Regions from separate parts of the Homo sapiens genome. Here region 2 is linked to region 1. A link is a loop called in an ENCODE intact Hi-C map of the cell type or tissue named here. Cell type or tissue: endothelial cell of umbilical vein. All regions are shown on one strand. Each heading gives the region's core, and the rest is flanking DNA. Links, peaks and the distances in the headings are about the cores only. Region 1 overlaps LOC101926974 (a long non-coding RNA gene). Region 2 overlaps EPAS1 (endothelial PAS domain protein 1).

Region 1 (2,909 bases), core at 99-2,598:
TGGGGCTGGAATGTTCAGAGGGAAATGAAAAAAGTCTTCACAGAGGGTGATGTTGAACAGAGTCTTAAAGGGAGAGTAAGGGCTTCTCGGGTAAATGCAGGTAGGAGCAAAGTACATTTATTACATTCCAGGAGATGCTCTGAGCCAAGGCCTAAATAAAGCATCATGGTGCACCTAGAGAACCAGAAGTCACGGGTCAAGCTTCAGGGGAGAAAGTAGAAACGGGTGGGAAATGGAACTGGAGTGATACACGAGGTCCAGATAATGAGGATACCTGTGGGTGTCCCAAGGTGTATAAATTTTATCCTGCAGATCATAGTAGCCATTGGAGCTCAGATGTGGCCACTCACTGTGGGCCCTGCCTTAGGGAAATTTTACATTTTTTCCTCTAGGGGAGCTTAGAGAGTCCAGATGAGGCTCAAGTGTCTGAGGGAGGAAACCATCTCTGCATAAATCACATTCTACCAGGCAGGCTCCCATATCAGGGTTTTTCATGCTCTGTTTCTTCTACCTAGAATGCTCTTCCCCCAGAGACCTAATTTGGCAACTCTCTCCCCACTCCCCCCTCTATTATTAATTTCCCCGACCCTGCTGTCCTCTTTCTTTTTTTCTTTCCATAGCACTTAACATCTACAGTAGAATATGCTCACTTCTTATGTCTATTACTCATTGTGTCTGCTGGAATGTGACTCCAGGGGAGCAAAGACCTTTATATATTTTGTTCCCCAGCTGTTTCCCCTACACCTACAACTGTGCCTGGCACAGGTAGAGGCTCAATGACTATCTGTGGAACAAATGAATGAAGGAAGAAACCGTCTTTGTAATTCCAGTGCCCAGCACAGAGCTGTAAGACGTATGCATGTGTGCAAGAAATGCTACCATCATTAGGGCACCAACAAATGAGTGCCCTCGGGCTTCCCTGCAAACCCCAAGGCCTAGTTGGGCCCCCCAGAGTGGCGCGGGTTCCCCTTACTCCCTGCCGCCCAGCGGGGCACTTGGCACGGCCTGGGGCGAACGTGCCACTCGGAGAATAAAGCGCTTCCTCCGCAGGGCGGCCCTGCCAGGCTGCCGGGGTCTTGCGTCCCGGAAACGCCTCCCCCCAGCCAGCCAGGGGAAGCCTGGGCGGAGCTTTCTAGGAAGCAGCCCTAGCCTGCCTGGCCTTCTCCCGCCTGGAGGAGAGAGAGCTTGAGGTCACAAGGCCCTACTGGCTGCTGGGCACGAGCCCAGGGAGCGGGTCACCTCATTGCTGAGTGACAGGTCTCTCCTGGACCCCAAAGTCCCTCTAAACAGGGCCCCAAGCACTGAAAATATCCCAGTGTCCCAGTACCTATTCATAATTTTATAATTACATTATATTTATTTATATAAAAAGAAAGAGACACAAACAGATATGTAAGAGTAGGATTGGGGCAAGAATACAAGGACACTTAGCTCTATCTGAAATGTTTATTTATTGCAAAATAAAGTGATTAGAAGCAAATGGGAGAAAGAAGGCTTGTTTTAGGTGGTGAAAATATGGATGCTGGTTATATTGTTCTTTTCACTTTTCTGTAACTTTAAAACACTTCAAGGAAAAATAAAGGAAACATAAGGAAGAACAACAAGATTCATATATTTTTTTCTGTGATGACTACTTGGAGCTTTGCTGAATTAATGAATACCCTGGATCCAGCCTTGGTGTTGCTGTATAACTAGTCAGTAGACCAAGGCACCATGGCAGTGTGGTGGGGCAGAGCTTTGCAGAATGAGGGGTCAGGGAGCATGGATGGGGTGGGAGTGGGGACAAAGGCACTTTATAAGTGTCTCTCAAGGCTTACCATGCAGAGAGCCACTTGCTCTTCCCACATAAAGGGTCTGCCTTTCTTCCTTGGCCTCCTGCATGTTTTATTTTTTGCCTCTGACCTAGACCTCAATTGTTGCCACATGAATTAGATGGTGGAGAAGTTGGATGAACAGAAAAGAAGAAAACTTGAGAGGTGGTCTCTGGCAGTAGTGGTTCAGCCAATGTCACCTCCTGGTAATTTGGGTCTCTACCTGTCACTACAATCTCCGAGTGCAGGACTTTTGAGAATGCTCATAGACTCATAAGATACAGTGAAGCCCAGCATACCTCTGCCCCCAGGCCATCGCTAAGTAGCACCTTCCAGATCCCAGGAAAACACATGAAGATTTGTCAGATTGCTGTTTATCCAGAATTCAATGAAAGTACAAACCATAGGAATTTTTGCCTGCTTTTGAGAGGAGACAAAGGAGCAAATTTTCTTTCTTTTTTATAATGTTCAGGGCATCTCATAAGGTTGGTGTAGACTCAGCCCCATCTCTTTAACCTCCATGAAATTAAGGACTCGTGGGTGGTATCCTAGCCAGTCCTGCTGCTGTAACAAAATACCCTAGACTCGGTGGTTTAAGTCAAAGACATTTATTTCTCACAGTTCTGGAGGCTGGGAAGCTCTGGTATCTCATCCTCTTTTTATAAGGGCACTAACCTCATCATGGACACTCCACCCACATGACCTCATCGAAACCTCATCACCTCCCAAAGGTCCTGCTCCTTAACACCATCACATTGAGGGTTACGGCTTCAACATATACATTTTGGGGGAATACAGTCCATAACAGGTGGGAATGTCTTGGAAACCAGCCCTCATGGGAGACATAAACACTCCCTCTATGCATCCTGGCTGATGCATATACAGTCTTTCTTTGAATGTCCCCAAGGCAGCCAGCTCCCTCCCTCCATGTATTGGACATGGTTCTGCTCCCTGGGAGAGACCAAATTTGTCTGGCCCTTCCTGTATTTGTAGACTGAGTCAACCTTTCTCTAGACTAAATGCACTAGCTCTTCCCATAAGCTTCCTACTCTTTTAGTGGACAGATCTGTGCAATGGGAATGATAGTTCCAAGAGTAC
Region 2 (2,909 bases), core at 255-2,754, 77 kb before region 1:
AATTTGTATTTATCCAGTGCAAACATCAATCAAAATATGCCTCACTTGATTTACAGAACAAGTGGATGAGAGTAATATGTCAGTTGCAAACATTAACATTCACTGAACTAAAAGGAGTCTTCCAAATGGAGACTATTCTAAGGAATGTAGAATGCAATTCAATTTATGGGCCACTTGGCCAGGGACACATCAATGCTGTGAAATGTCGTTCAAGGGCCTTTCTGCAAGGGAACTGGGTTTCTCTTTTATCTTTTTCCTGGAGCCTCTAAATTTAAGCTTTGGGTTACCTGCTGTTATTCCTCAAGAAGAACAAATCCACATTACAAGATCTTCCTACCAAGAGGCTTCAGTGAAGGCAAAGGGGACCAGCTATCTTTCAGGACACAGGATCAGAGAACACGCCAGAGTCACAGATGCCTTTTGCAGAGGATCACAGTGGGTCCTGTCCGGGGATGGGCAAGGCTTCAGAGCCAAGAGTTGGGTTGTACAGAGTAATGCCCCGGTGGCTTTCCCTCTGTTCTGCTAAAATGGTGAAACAAGGGAAATTCTTTCCTCTGCACACCCTGGTTCAGGCGGCTAGCCTGGAGAGGGGAGAACCACAGGTCATGGGAATGACCTTACACCATACACATACGCACACCTGATCCCTGCTTGGGGTTTCTGCTGATACACCTGTTCTCTGCCAGCTCATCAGCCCGCTGAAGCGATGATGCAATGTCCCAGGTGTGGGCGATGCCACTGTGAATGTTAGCTTTCCCAGCTAAAATCTTCATTTGAACAGGGGCTTTAGGGGAGAAAATGACTTAACTCAGTGCTTTCAAATTTGAGTATGCATCAGAATCATCTATAGGCCAGGCTGAAAGAAACATTTCTGAGACCAGCACTGCTACATAATTTGCGTGGCCCAGTGCAAAATAAAAATGTGAGACCTCTCATTGGAAAAATTAAACCAAGCCTGAGAACTTTCTAAGTGTGGCGCCCTCTAAGACTGCCTGTGCTGCACGCCCATGAAGCTGGCCCTGGACGGGCCCCTGCTGGGTTCCTGGTTCAGTAGAACTGAGAATCTGTTTTTCTAAAAAGTTCCCAGGTGACGCTGACCCTGCTACTCATAGGACCACATGCTGAGAGCTATGGCCTCAACTCAAAGATCCTACGAGTGACCTTAATTACCCTGTGCTGGCAGGTGGTGACTTATTTTGGAGATGAGTGAGGAGAGGTTTTCAGCGCCACTTCAATCACACCAGATAGGTGACCACCTTCTGTAGATACACAGAGGCCAACCCTGTGGTTTCTAGCCAACCGAGAAGATATTTTCTCTTCAATTTCTTTGATCTCAGTGGTAACGCTGACTTCAAAATCTGAAGTAATCCCAAGACAACCCTATTTGGGTTAACTAGTCCCAGAGGAAATAGTCCTGCTTAAAATTTCCTGTTTTTAACAGTTCCAACACAGCCAAACTGGTTTCCACCCATGCCCAGTGCATTTGCTTCCAGGAGGTGGCGAAATCGGCTACAGCAGCATCGGGTCAGCTGGCCTCCGGGAGGGAGAGGGGCAATCTAGGGCCACGAAGGGTAACAGAATGTCTTGGGACTGCGGTCACAATGGCTGGAGGACCAGGAAGCCAGCAGGTTGGCCCCAGGGACCCTGTGACGGCAGGGCCGGGACAGGGTCTCTTCCCTCTGTGGAACTAGTTGCCCTCACAGCACCTGCTTGTTCTCCTGGGAGCTTCTGAAGGAACCTGGCCAGGTCACTCCCAGCTTGGAGCTGAGAGTGAAAACTGGGGAGCCAGGAGGTAGCCCCTCACCGTGGAGGCTCATGTCACAAATCTGCTGAAGACCCTTCTGCCTCTTCCCCTATGAACATCGTGTCTTCCCTGACGTACCATTAATATCCTACTCAGTGTTACGGACATGGGAAAATGCACGCGCTCCCTACACCATTATTAAGTTTCTACTGTGTTCATGTCTGCTTTATGCTAGGCACAAGGTAATCTGTCCAGAAGTGTCACTTACTGTGTGCTCAGTCCTGTCTTAAGGAGAATCAGGGATACTGAAAGGTGTAAGGGCAGTTCCTTCCCTCGGAATCGACAGACTGGTGGGGAAGACAGATAAACTGCTGTAAGGTGATGCCACAATCCAGCATCAACTCTTGGTCAGAACAAAGTGAGGAGCCCAGAGTAGGTGCTCAATAAGCCACCAAGTGGGTCTGTAAATCATCCTGGGCTCCAGATCTCAGTTACTTGCTTCCGAGGACCCTTCAGGGTCTGACCCCAAAGACGAGAGATGGCTCATTAAAACCAGAGGTGCTCTGCTGAGAAAGTGCATGCCCGTCCTGGGGAGCATAACAAGATTCTTTAATGCTAAAAATAGCCCCGGTAAACAGGCTTTGATGACTCCCCACAGCCAGGATATGCGCGGGCTGAGGTTTTGGAGCACTTTTTCCGGAGCAACGCTCATTTCCTTCAGGCAGCACCGCCCATGTGGGGTGGGACTTCCTGGGCAGCAGGGGCTGTGCATTGGGAGAGAGCAGGCAGAGTGGCAGAGCAGAGGCTCCTGAGTGGTCTCAGAGACCAGGCTGCCCCACGGTGCTGCTGGTCAGAATGCTGGCTGCACTTTTATTCCACCAAGGTCGCTTTGCCTCTTGTTTCCTACTCCGAGAAGTTCCAGGACTGCTCTGACTGTTCTTAAAGCCATTCTGATGGGGTCTTCCTGGTTCAGATGTGCTTGGCAGTTACCACTTTGTGACCACCACAGGGGCCTTCCTTCTAAGGCTCTGCCTAAACTGATTCCTCCCCTCCACCTGACCCACAGCCTGGCCCCTCAAACCCCGCCCTCCCGGATGTGCAGACTGCAAGAGCAGTGCCAGTCAAGCCACAGGGAAATCACTCTGGGATCGCTTACTGGATCCTT

What was found. A loop is a pair of places that touch in the nucleus more often than their neighbours do. Peaks named below come from ENCODE experiments on the same cell type or tissue, not always from the same donor. Only the 100,000 strongest peaks of a DNase experiment are listed, where the experiment ranks them.
Region 2: a loop joins it to region 1, with 5 times the contacts of the local background. A loop is called at or near these places in 1 of 110 quality-filtered maps.

The regions. Positions count from the first base shown.
Region 1 is chr2:46,274,360-46,277,268 of GRCh38, reverse strand. The region is part of intron 2 of LOC101926974 (a long non-coding RNA gene); the gene reads right to left. Among named protein-coding and RNA genes, the nearest start is that of EPAS1, 22 kb to the left of the region's middle. In endothelial cell of umbilical vein, for the core only: no CTCF peak of the experiment used is centred there; a DNase peak (open chromatin) is centred at 1,118; H3K27ac peaks cover 2,500 bases.
Region 2 is chr2:46,351,488-46,354,396 of GRCh38, reverse strand. All of the region lies in intron 2 of EPAS1 (endothelial PAS domain protein 1), which reads right to left. Among named protein-coding and RNA genes, the nearest start is that of LINC01820, 41 kb to the left of the region's middle. RefSeq lists an enhancer at 2,293-2,587. In endothelial cell of umbilical vein, for the core only: a CTCF peak has its summit at 1,477 (motif pointing right); DNase peaks (open chromatin) are centred at 1,536 and 2,456; H3K27ac peaks cover 1,644 bases.